Linked DNA regions of Homo sapiens: regions 2 and 3 are each linked to region 1. Evidence: read pairs that join two places in POLR2A ChIA-PET (ENCODE). Cell type or tissue: GM12878. All regions are shown on one strand.

The links. Peaks named below come from ENCODE experiments on the same cell type or tissue, not always from the same donor. Only the 100,000 strongest peaks of a DNase experiment are listed, where the experiment ranks them.
Region 2: POLR2A ChIA-PET joins it to region 1 with 6 read pairs; 2 of 35 experiments call an interaction of 5 or more read pairs at or near these places.
Region 3: POLR2A ChIA-PET joins it to region 1 with 5 read pairs; 2 of 35 experiments call an interaction of 5 or more read pairs at or near these places.

What each region holds. Positions count from the first base shown.
Region 1 is chr13:59,882,616-59,886,615 of GRCh38, forward strand. All of the region lies in intron 20 of DIAPH3 (diaphanous related formin 3), which reads right to left. Among named protein-coding and RNA genes, the nearest start is that of DIAPH3-AS1, 130 kb to the right of the region's middle. In GM12878, no CTCF peak of the experiment used is centred here; no DNase peak of the experiment used is centred here.
Region 2 is chr13:60,072,468-60,076,467 of GRCh38, forward strand. The region is part of intron 4 of DIAPH3 (diaphanous related formin 3); the gene reads right to left. Among named protein-coding and RNA genes, the nearest start is that of DIAPH3-AS1, 62 kb to the left of the region's middle. In GM12878, no CTCF peak of the experiment used is centred here; a DNase peak (open chromatin) is centred at 2,144.
Region 3 is chr13:59,948,368-59,952,367 of GRCh38, forward strand. All of the region lies in intron 17 of DIAPH3 (diaphanous related formin 3), which reads right to left. Among named protein-coding and RNA genes, the nearest start is that of DIAPH3-AS1, 62 kb to the right of the region's middle. In GM12878, no CTCF peak of the experiment used is centred here; a DNase peak (open chromatin) is centred at 2,006.

The sequences.
Region 1 (4,000 bases):
GTGCTCAAATAATACTCTGAATGGCAACAGAAAGTCATTTTTAAAAATGAGAAAAAGGAAAGGGTAAATGAACAATAAACATAAAATGTAAGCTAGTTAATAATTAGAATGCTAGAAGAAATTAGAATTTCATTTTTACAGTTATCCTTTAAATCTATTGTTACAAAGTCTTGGCAATATAAATTCACGAAACCCAAATCTGACAATAATGAGATGTAATCTGAAGATCAATCCAAAAAAGGAAAAATACATTGATTTCACTCCTGTTTTTCCTGAAGGCAGGGAGCAGTACTCCTGTAACCCCCCCACACACAGATGTCATATGTCAGAATGAAGAGATGTTAAAAGCAGTGACTGGTAAAAATCAAGAAGCAATATCCAGAACCCTAAGGGTAATTTTATTTCAAAATTTTGTTTGTTGGCAATATATGTTGTTAGAGAGGGAACAACGTAAAAAGACCTTTAGAAAAATCAATGAACTAACAAGTATTGACTGGGCCCCATTCAGTGCTGTGAGGGGCACAGGAGCCATAGCAGCTGCCCCTGTAGCCCTTATCGTTGAATTCTTTCTGCCTGTCTTAAGGAGTATAAAGTCAGAAAGGTCCCCAGGAAGATGTAATCTCTCAAAATCTCATTATGGTTCTATTTTTCACATATAATTTTATCCATTATTCTATAAGGAAAAAAATCATTTTTTACATCAACTTTGTTTAACACCATATCTACTTCTCTTTATACATTTTCTTTTATAAATACAGGTTGTCAGATGTTTTTTTCCCCCGTCCTACTATGCAGACTTAACATGGCACACCTCAGAAGGATTTATTTTTTATTCTTTTTTATTCTTCCCTGAAGTTATTATGAAACTTCACTGTTCACTTAACTCTCTAACAGTATAGTAACCTGCTGACTGGGAAGTTACTGGCCTCGGTCTTAATTTATAATACTCTAAAAGCATTAGTTCATCTACTTTGTAGATATCACATTATAAGAAATAACAGAAAAGCATTTCAGGAAGGTGAAATGACTCTTTCAAGTCACCTGGCTAGTAGGACCCAGGCCTAGAGCTAACTTGCTGCTAATCAACTGTCCTTACCACTCAGAGCATCGCAATGTGGAAATTAAGAACCACAATTTACAAACCATCTGGAACTCAAGCTTCCTCTGCTATGTTTTCTAGTAGGTAAGAATGAACTTTAATTTCTTCACAGTAGTTATCAAGTAACACCCTGCAATGAGCTCTGCCTGCCACCTGTACTATCTCAATATTTCTTACCTTCCTCCTTAATATACCCAACTACCTCCTATTGTGCTGAATCTTTAATACTTTTTCAGATCTACTTTTGTTGTCTCTCCACATCAGGGATCCCACACCAGTAACTGTTAGAAAACAGGCTGCATAGTAGGAGGTGAGCAGCGGGCCTGAGCGAGCAGGTGAAGCTTCATCTGTATTTATAGCTGCTCCCTATTGCTTGCATTACCACCTGAGCTTGACCTCCTGTGAGATCAGTAGTGACATTAGATTCTCATAGGAGCGAGAACCCTGTTGTGAACTATGCACGCAAAAGATCTAGGTTGCATGCTCCTTATGAGAATCTAATGCCTGGATGATCTGTCGCTGTCTCCTATCACCCTCAGATGGGTCCATTTAGTTGCAGGAAAACAAGCTCAGGGCTCCCACTGATTCTACATTATGGTGAGTTGTATAATTATTTCATTATATAGTACAATGTAATAATAGAAATAAATGCACAATAAATGTAATATGGTTGAATCATCCCAAAACCATCCCCCTGCCATCTATGAAAAAAGTGTCTTCCATGAAACCATTCACTGGTGCTAAAAAGGTTGAGGACTGCTGCTCCACACTACACTCTCCACTCATACTCTCCTATTAGCTAATTCTTCAGTTCTCTATGGGAGAGGTATGATAAGCAAGAAGAATGTGAAAAAACAAATGCAGTTTTATGAAAGACAAGAGAAAATACTTTGAGAAAGTAATGTGATCTAATACATCACAGAATTAAGACACTAGAGAAAAAATTTTTGAGCTTGATTTTTCTAATGATATAAAAAATATCTTTCATTGTTAACAGACCAATATGTTCATGATCTCCAGAATTCTCAGAAAAAAACACAAGTTCATTTCACTTGGAGAAAGGCTTCAAAAAAAAAAAAAAAGCTATTCAAGTGACTTATGCCTGAGGTAATACTCAGAATATCAAAACTGTTTTTAAAATAAATGTACTCTTACGATATTAAAGCTGCTATGCTAAAGTTATTTAAGAAAACTATACAAAAACAAAGTACATATGGTATAATTTTTACATATTTCATAGGAGAAAGGTAAAGCCAAGGCTTGTACAAAAATATTAAAAGGCTAAAATGTATATTCCTCCACTTAGTCAAGAAATAAACAATTGGCTATAGACATTAGAGACTGCTGCACCTTTGTTTATAAATCCTTATCAATTCTGGATCACTAAGGATTTCACAGGAGGTCCAAATGAGTTCTGAAGATACTCAGGATCATCAAGTGGTAAAGCTATGATTGGTAAAGCTAAAGAACAAAGAGACTTCCTATTTAATTTGGCAGTCTCAGCACACAGTCTTAACACATAAGTTTCATATCTCTTGAATTAAAAAGCTGGCATAAACCCCAGAATCATATTAGTGTCTTAAATTCATTCATGCCCGCTTCCAGACAATCCCCATCCCATCGTAGAAAACCAGTGTTTTGATTTCAATCACTATAGCTTAGTTTTGCCTGTTCTTGAAATTTATATTAATGAAACTATACGGTAAACAGTTTATATAGCTGGCTTCTTTCACTAAAAAAAAAAAAAAAAAAAAAAGACTGAGATTTATACACACGTTGTATAATTCAGTACTTTGTTCCTTTTTATTAATAGATTTCCATGCAAGAATATACCAAAATTTGTGTATCTACTTTCCTGCTGATGGACTTTCCCCCCAACCCACCCCAGTTTGGAGCTATGTAGTGAGTTGAATTGAACAGAGACCCACAAAAGGTATGTCTAAATCCTAACCTCTGCTACCTTGAATGTGATCATATTTGGAAACAGTTTTAGCATACGTAATTAAATTAAGAATCTCAAGATGAAATCATCCTGGATTTAGGGTGAGCCCTAGACTGGAGTGATACATCTACCCAGAAACGCCAAGGATCGTGAGTAGATTAATGAAGCTAGCAGAGTGGTATGGATCAGATTCTCACTCAGAGACTCTGGAAGAAAGGAACCCTACCAATGCCTTCATTTATGACTTCTGGACCCCAGAAATGTGATAGCATAAATCTCTGTTGTTTTAAGCCACCAAGATCGTAGACATTTGTGGCGGCAACCCTAAGAAACTAATACAGGCTATTTTAATACTTTCGTATGAGTGTTTTCATTTCTATTAAATTAGTAAAAAATATAGTACAAATGTATACCTAACCTAAAACATTGCCAAAGTGTTTTTGCAAAGTAGGTTATATGATTTTATATTCCTTTTACCAACTTATGTTTTATTCTAGTTATCTTTTATCTTTTCATGTTTAGGTCCGTACTCCATTCCTCTAATTATTCAGTAAGGTGTGATGCAGGAGTTGAGATTCATTTTAGTCCCTAAGATGTATAGACTTTACAAAACTATTTGATACAAAGAACATCATTGAATATCAAATGATGGTATTTTTGTGGGTCTATTTCTAACCTTCTAGAAAGCTTAGTTGTATATCCTTAAGCCAAAACTTTTGCCTTGATGTTAAATCAGTAGTTTAGGTCCACCAAGTTTGTTGTTCTTTAAAATTGGTTTTCTATATTCTATGTCCTTTGCATACCATATGAATTTTAGAAATCATTTGTCAATTTCTATAATAAAACCTGCTGAGATTTTGATTGGGAATGTGTGAAATTCCTAGGTCATGTGAGGGAGAAATGAAATCTTAACAATACCAACTCTTCCAGTCTATAAGCATAATAAATACCATTTCTTT
Region 2 (4,000 bases), 190 kb after region 1:
TTATTAATTTCAGGGGAAAATGTGTATTCCTTGCTCTTCTCTATCAGACTTAAACTTTCATATATATGAACATTAAAATTTTCCTTGAAATGGAAAATTGGATAGTACCAAGAAACACTAGATTACAAATGTATCTTTATCAAAATATACCTCATACTGCTTACTATAAGTTATAGTTACTAAAGGTCTCTAACAAATCTCAGAATAAAAAGTTGAAACACAATCCAGACATTATTGAAAAAAAGGAGAAATAATATCAGAAATAAGGCTGACACTTAAAAGATAACTAAAGAATGCACCTATGTTTAGTACTGCTAGATGCTTTAACAAATATATCTGCCAGCCTACACACATAAAGTAATATTCATTTATTCTTCACAACAACCATTTGAGGTTGGTGTCTTCAATCTCATTTTCAAGGACTAAAAATAAAGTAACCAAAAATATTAACAATAGTTACCTCTGGGGGAGAAATTATGGATGGCTTGCATTTTGTTTTGTGTATTTTCTACAATGATAATATATTACTTTTGAAAAGTTGTGTTATGATGAAAATATAGGCCGGGCACAGTGGCTCACACCTGTAATCCCAACGCTTTGGGAGGGTGAGGCAGGCAGATCACCTGAAGTCAGGAGTTCAAGACCAGGCTGGTAGACATGGCAAAACCCCATCTCTACTATAAATACAAAAATTAGCCGGGCGTGGTGGCAGGTGCCTGTAATCTCAGCTACTCAGGAGGCCGAGGCAGAAGAATCACTTGAACCCAGCAGGTGGAGGTTGCAGTGAGCCGAGGCGGCGCCACTGCACTCCAGCCTGGGCAACAGAGCGGGATGTTGTCTCAAAAAAAAAAAAAAGATGAAAATACCAAGTTTTCAACTGAATCCTTTTGGAAGCAAGAATTATAACTGGGTGGCATTTCCTAGTAAATGAAGGAATGAAAGAACTTTGCAAAATGGAAAGTAACTTAGATGTTATCAAATCTAGTCCTCTAATTTTTTAGATTAAAAGCAATCCGTTTATGTAACATTAAATAAACTCTCAGATGGACAATACATAAATTCTTCAAATATAAAATCATACTTTTCATATATTTTAATGTAGTAACATACCTCCTTTATGAGGTAAATATCCCAGCTGCCTCTATTTTTCATTTATGGTGATATTTATGGCATCCAGCATTGTAACACATAGGTAAATGCTTAATAAACACTATTTGACAATGATCACAAACTGAACACTTAAATTATTCACAGATTTACCCAGATGTTTCCAAGACTTTAAGTTCTGTAAATAAAAGTTACTAAATGAGTGCCAATTTACTACAAGAATATAAAATGAATTTTTGTGCTATTCCAAGTCACATTTAAAAGCTTTGCAAACAGCATGCTATTAGCTCTGCTGATTTGTTTTTATTTTTCCTAATTGAAATGTGGTCCATGTTATCAGGCCATCTGCACTGTGGCAAAATGACCTGGTAAACAAGACAAAAATGGTGTTCTCTGTTAGGAACAATATCAGATTCTGTTTCTGCTAAGAAAACATTATTCTAAAGGGATATTTTCTGGTACTAATGCTGAAAACTTTGATAAAGGAGGCCACAGTAGGAGATGCTTGTTGCAGTGCTTAGGTTGCCTGCTAAGATGCTGACGACAATCCAGGGTCTCTCCCATTAACTCCAATAAGTCAGAGTACTGCATTTTCAACACTGTCCTGGCAATAATTCAGCACTTTAGCACATACTTAGGGCCCATATATCACATTGTACTCCTCTTACCTGCTTATACATTTTGTCTCTACTAAACTGTGAGCTCTCTGAAGTGCTATAGACCTTATCTTATTCACATTAACTACCCCAAGTTTCTTGCATTTAACAGAAGAAAGACTGGATTATTTTAGGCTAAAATCAAGGAGCAGTCATTTATGCAATGGTTTACATCTCACCACTCCAGAAGATTGACGTGATCCGAGGGATGGCTGCCCTTCCTATTCCTCTAGCTCTTTATACCACATTATCCTTTGTGTGTGTGTGTCAAAAAATACTATCCTGAGATATGCAAAAATACCACAATAAAAAGTCACCCATAATCTCACTACTCTTTTTTAAGTACACAAGGAAATGAAAGTTCTTGCCCCAGTTTCTCCAGCCCTAGTGCAAGATAATCACTGCAAATGCTTTTACAAGTTTGGTTAGAATCCATCAAGGGTTTTCCTTTACATGGGCAGATATGCACAGACACCCACTCATTCACAGTATAAACTCACAATGTCTTTAAACAAAAATTGGTTCATACTATACATATGCTTTTTTTTTTAAATATTGGGTAACTTTCTAAGTCAGATCTAAGTCATTGGTTTTAACAGCTGTATTATCCATCAACTGCATGACTGTACTATAAATTACTTAATCATGTCTCTATTGATAAATATTTTGGTTTTAAATTTCCTGACATTTCACACAGTGCTGCAAGAACATGCTGGTACACAGATCTTTATATGTTCAAGCTATTCTTATAAAATAGGTTCAAAATAGTGGAACCATTACATCAGTAGGGTATACAAGTTTTTATTTTGATAGATACTGACAAATTATACTAGCAATAGTTTGCATTGATATATATTTCTATACTCTCACCAAACATTTACTGTCAAAAATCTTTAGTTTTTCTATTATGACAGACAAAAAATGCTCTCCATACCTATTTTAATTTACATATTGAAATTGAACGTCTTTTCATGTGGATGTATGACATTCATTATTTTTCTTGGGCAAATTGCCTATTGACATGAAATAAACTTCTTCCTATTGGGTTGTTCATCTTTTTCTTAATGATTTGTAGGTGTTCTTTACACATTATTGATACATAGCAAACGTTTTCTTCCAGCTTTTTATTTCTTCTAACTTTGCTTGCTCCCTCTCTCTCTCTCCTTCGCTACCCATACAAAAGTTTTTAGTTGTATTAGCAAATGTAGCCATCTTTTTTCCCTTATGACTTCTGGATTTTAACCTGCTCAATAGCACTCTCTCACTTGAAGATTAATTTTGGTAATATCATCTCAGGATGATAGTGTAATTTTCAGATAACTTATCTAGCCTCATAAAGTAAGTTTTTCTTTCTCAAGAGACAGAAAATATTAAAACCTCAGTCTTAATTATGTTAAAGTTTCTCCCCTTTCTCAGTGTGAACCTCACTCAAAGAAATCTATAGTGATGAACGGGGCTGCAGATCTTCACCATTTTCCCACCTTGTACTTCCATTCCACCATGCCAACTTTTCAGGTTTCCTCCATTACCTTCAGGGCTGGAGACAGTGGGGAGGAAAGAGAAACAGATGCAGAAAACTGCTATAATCAAGCATCACTGTTATACTCTGGTGCCACGGTCCTCCAGATGTAGCTGATATCCAAGTGTTGACCGTATCTTCCATGGAATGCATATGTGCATTACTCAGACAGTAAAGAAATACTACTAAAGAAATAGCAGTCCACCCTGCATAAACTGTCCCTATTGGGGGTCACTGCACATGCAGGGGGTCCCCTTGGGACAAAATTCCTCCTAAGACAAGTCACAGTCAATGCCTTCTGAAAGATCCACATCTGACCAATGTTTTGGCACAAGTCCAGCTTGTTCCAACCATAAGTCTAATCCTTTTTCTTTGCTCTGCCACCAAAGCAGCTCGAATAGCCTCTTGCCTTTAGAACCTAGCAGAGTGAACACAGTAAGTTTCCAATCTGGGTCTCCAAACTGGAAGGGATACACATCAACCTCTGAGTGCTTCTCTCAAATGCCCACTCATTTGGCTCCAGTCCCTCACAAGGGGTCAGAAATAATATCACAGCATTCCGACACCTCTCTCTCCGAAGAAACCCCCTCTGTCGATCTTCCATTTCTTAAATTACTGTGAACCTTATCTTGTATAGTTTCAAAGTAGATGACAGGCTAATGGTAGCACAATAGGCTCTGCAGTCTCTTTTCATGGCTGTGTTGTTTCAGCACCTGAT
Region 3 (4,000 bases), 66 kb after region 1:
CCTTGTGTCCAAGAAACCTGCTCTTAACACTCAGATAATCTCTAGTCCCTGTACGTCTACCTAGTTTCCATTACACTTAGTTTTTGTTGTTGTTGTTTTTAGAGATGGGGTCTCACTTGGTCACCAAGGCTGAAGTGCAGTGGTGTGATCATAGCTTACTGCAGCTTCAAAACTCCTGGCCTCAAGTGATCTTCCTGCCTTGGCCTCCCATGTAGCTAGAGCTACAGGCATGGGTTTATCAGGCCCAGTGTGTTTTTTCGTATATATGTTGGGTGTTTGTTTTTGTTTTTGCTATATTGCCCAAGCTGGTCTTAAACTCCTGGTCTCAAGCAATCCTCCCACCTTGGCCTCCCAAAGCACTGGGGTTGTAGGTGTGAGCTACCTCACCAGCCCATGCTTTAGATTTTCTAATCAAACTTCTTAATGTGGTTCTTTCTACACCCTTTCTCTGCCTTGCTTGACATAAAAAGAAAGAAGGAAGGAAGGAAGGAAGGAAGGAAGGAAGGAAGGAAGGAAGGAAGGAAGGAAGGAAGGAAGGAAACTTCAACAAATTTCATTTAAAGATCTAATTTAAAGATCTTATACATGATTCATTAATCAGGTAGCATCTCATCTAAAAATGTAGAAAAGTGCCACAATAAACTGAGCAGAGATGGTTGATTTTATAGCTAGAGAAGGGGTAAAGAAAGCAGGAAGAAGGAACAAAAAACAGACTGGTCATTTTTGAGTTACTTTCTTTATAGGGTTAAAACAGGGGACTTCCTTATCATATAGGCTCAGGTAAAATAGGCCCCTTCTGATTGGCTGCTGCGAATCTCCTATTTTTCAGAAAACTGGCACATGTTAAAGTTCAATTTGATTAAATGGCACCTAGCACAAGTGACTCCATTCTGGTTTGATCTGGCATGTTAAGGCCAAGTGCAACAGCTTAGTAAAAGACAATGGCCTCCCATGAATTTTGTTTAGCAACATTTAGTCACAAATATCTGGGAGAGGGGAATCAAGAAACCTAATAGATATAACAGTCTATATCTCTAGTCCTACTTGTGATTGGTGCTCCTTGTTGAAGGAAATCACATCACCTGCAATGGGATCTACTATAATTTAATAATATAATCTGAAATAAAACCTCAGTAATATAACCAGGGTCAGCAAACTATAGCCCCATGGGCCAAGACCAGTTTGCTACCTGTTTTAATAAATGAAGTATAAGAGGAACACATATATGACCATTAGTTTATATAGAGTCTGTGGCTGCTTTCACACTGCAATAGCACAGCTGAGTAGCTGTGACAGAGACCATATGACCTACAAAAACAAAAATATTTACTATTCAGTCTTGTATAGAAAAATGTGGCCAACTTATAATCTGTAGTGGAGATCCATAACAGTATCTTGAGTCAAGCAGATAACAATAAAACCTATTTATCTTTAGCCTAAAATCTACAGACACCAGCTTGATTCACTCTATAATCCTAAATCATCCCATGCTCTGCTTTCTTCCCAAAATCTACCAGCTAATGATTGTCTAAACCTCGTGGATCACACTTCCTCAAAGAGCTTTTATAGCTAATGTACTCCCATGGAAGTAACCTAGATTCATAAATTCATCACCAATGCCCTTGGTAATAAAAGTAGTCTCTTAATTGACATTCCAGTTTCTGGACTTTACCTACTGCAACACAGAGCTGTGTGATACTAAGGTGTCATGCTAAAACATAGATTATAATATGTTATGTCTCCATTTAAAACTTTGTGACAATATAATATTTTAATTTATTTATAAACGTGACAGAAGAAAATATAAATGCCTAGATTTTGCATATAAACCTCCCTAATGTAAACACAACTCTTTCTAGGTTCATCTTCCAGTGACATTGTCCCATATATATCTTCTCATTCTCAAACACAGAGCAGTATATTTCACTGCTGATCTTTAGCTCCCAAGCCTACGTGTTTCCCCAAACACCCCAGCAGCACATGTTTCAGTGCCTTTGTTCACACTCTTGACTTCCTCTCCTTATTTGTACGTTCACTCATCCATCCAACAAGCTTATTAAGCAATGATAAACATCAGACACTGCCCTGAGTAAAAGGAGTAGAGTAGGCAGAAGACATAGTTCCTAACCACTCACACAACTAAGAATTTTAGTAGAATTACAAACCAGAGCTATGAATGAAAAATAAAGGGCACTGTGGGGTTGAATCACAAAACCTATGCCAATCTGAGAAGTCATAGAAATCATTTCCCAAAGGAGATGACACATAAGCCAAGAAATGAAGTATATGAGGTGGGCAAAGTGAAGCTATCTCCTTCATGATACTTTTCTAATTATCCCAATTAAAATCAACAGGTTTTTAAATATACTTAATAGCTGTGATATAATGACTAAATGTAATACTATACGATCAGTCAAGATATGAAGGCTATTTAATAGCATGAGAAATATGTGGAAATAACTATATATATATATTGTTATTTACTCTAGCAGTATAAACACTGCTAGAAAACAAAAGTTTTGAAAAGCTTAAAGGAAATTTAAATTCTACGATGAAATTGAATAGTGTAGTGGAGTTTAGGGTGGTATTTTTTTCTTTCATCAATTTTCTAAATTTTCTGTAACATAATTATTCTATAATGAATAAATTATGGCAGCTTAGGTAAACAAGCTTTATATAATCTTAATGAAATACATAAGTAATGTTTTATGTGTACTTAACTATTAAGACACTGATGAGGTTTGGTTGCATCCCCAACCAAATCTCCTATTGTAGTTCCCATAATCCTCATATGTTGTGGTTGGGACCCAGTGGGAGGTAACTGAATCATGGGGGCAGTTACCCTCATGCTGTTCTTGTGATAGTGAGTGAATTCTCACAAGGTCTGATGGTTTTATAAAAGGCATTTTCCCCACTTCGCTCAGCACTTCTTCCTGACATCATGTGAAGGACGTGTTTGCTTCCCCTTCTGCTATGATTGTAAGTTTCCTGAGACCTCCCAGGCCATGCTGAACTGTGAGTCAATTAAACCACTTTCCTTTGTAAATTACCCTGTCTCAGGTATGTCTTTATTAGCAGCGTGAGAATGAACTAATACAGACATACATAATACTGTATACTGTATTACCTATAACACATATATCTTTCATGTAAAATTGCAAGCTTCTCAGTCATATTTATGAATCTTCTGCCATCATTCACTCAATAAACTTCATAATTAAATACTATTTTGATCTTCATATTTCCCTACTTAAAGACTTTATTAGTTTCTATAATAGGCATTAATATACTTGATTTTCTGTTATGTCCCATCAAACTTTTATAAAAGCATCACTTTCAGTAAAATTTTGAGGTTTTTAAAGCTTAAAATCAACACCTATAAAAAATTAAAAATAACAAGTGTGGGCAAGGATGTGGAGAAATTACAACTCTTATACATTGCTAATAGGAATGTAAAATGATTCAGCTACTGTGGAAACAGCTTAGCAGTTCCTCAAATAGCTAAACATAGAATTACCAAATAATACAGCAATTCCAATCCAAAGTATTTATCCAAAAGAATTGAAAACAGGTATTCAAATACATGTACACCAATGTTCACAGCAACACTATCCACAATAGCCAAAAGGCAGAATCACCCTAAATATCCACCAGTGAATGAATGGATAAATCATGGTATAAAACTACAATGGAATATTATTCAACCATTAAAAGAAACATAGCACTGACACATGCTACAATGCATACTCAAAAATATTATGTAAAGTGAAAGCCAGATACGGTAAGTCACATATTGTGTGATTCCACTGATATGAAACATCCAGAACACATAAATTTATAGGCAGAAAACAGATTGGTGATTGCCAGGGGCTAGGGGAAGTGAATAATGGGGAGAGACTGCTTAAGGGGTCCAGGGTTTTACTTTGGAATGATGAAAATGTTTTAGAACTAGATAGAGGCCGTACTAAAAGCCACAATTATTCATAGTTAATTTTATGTG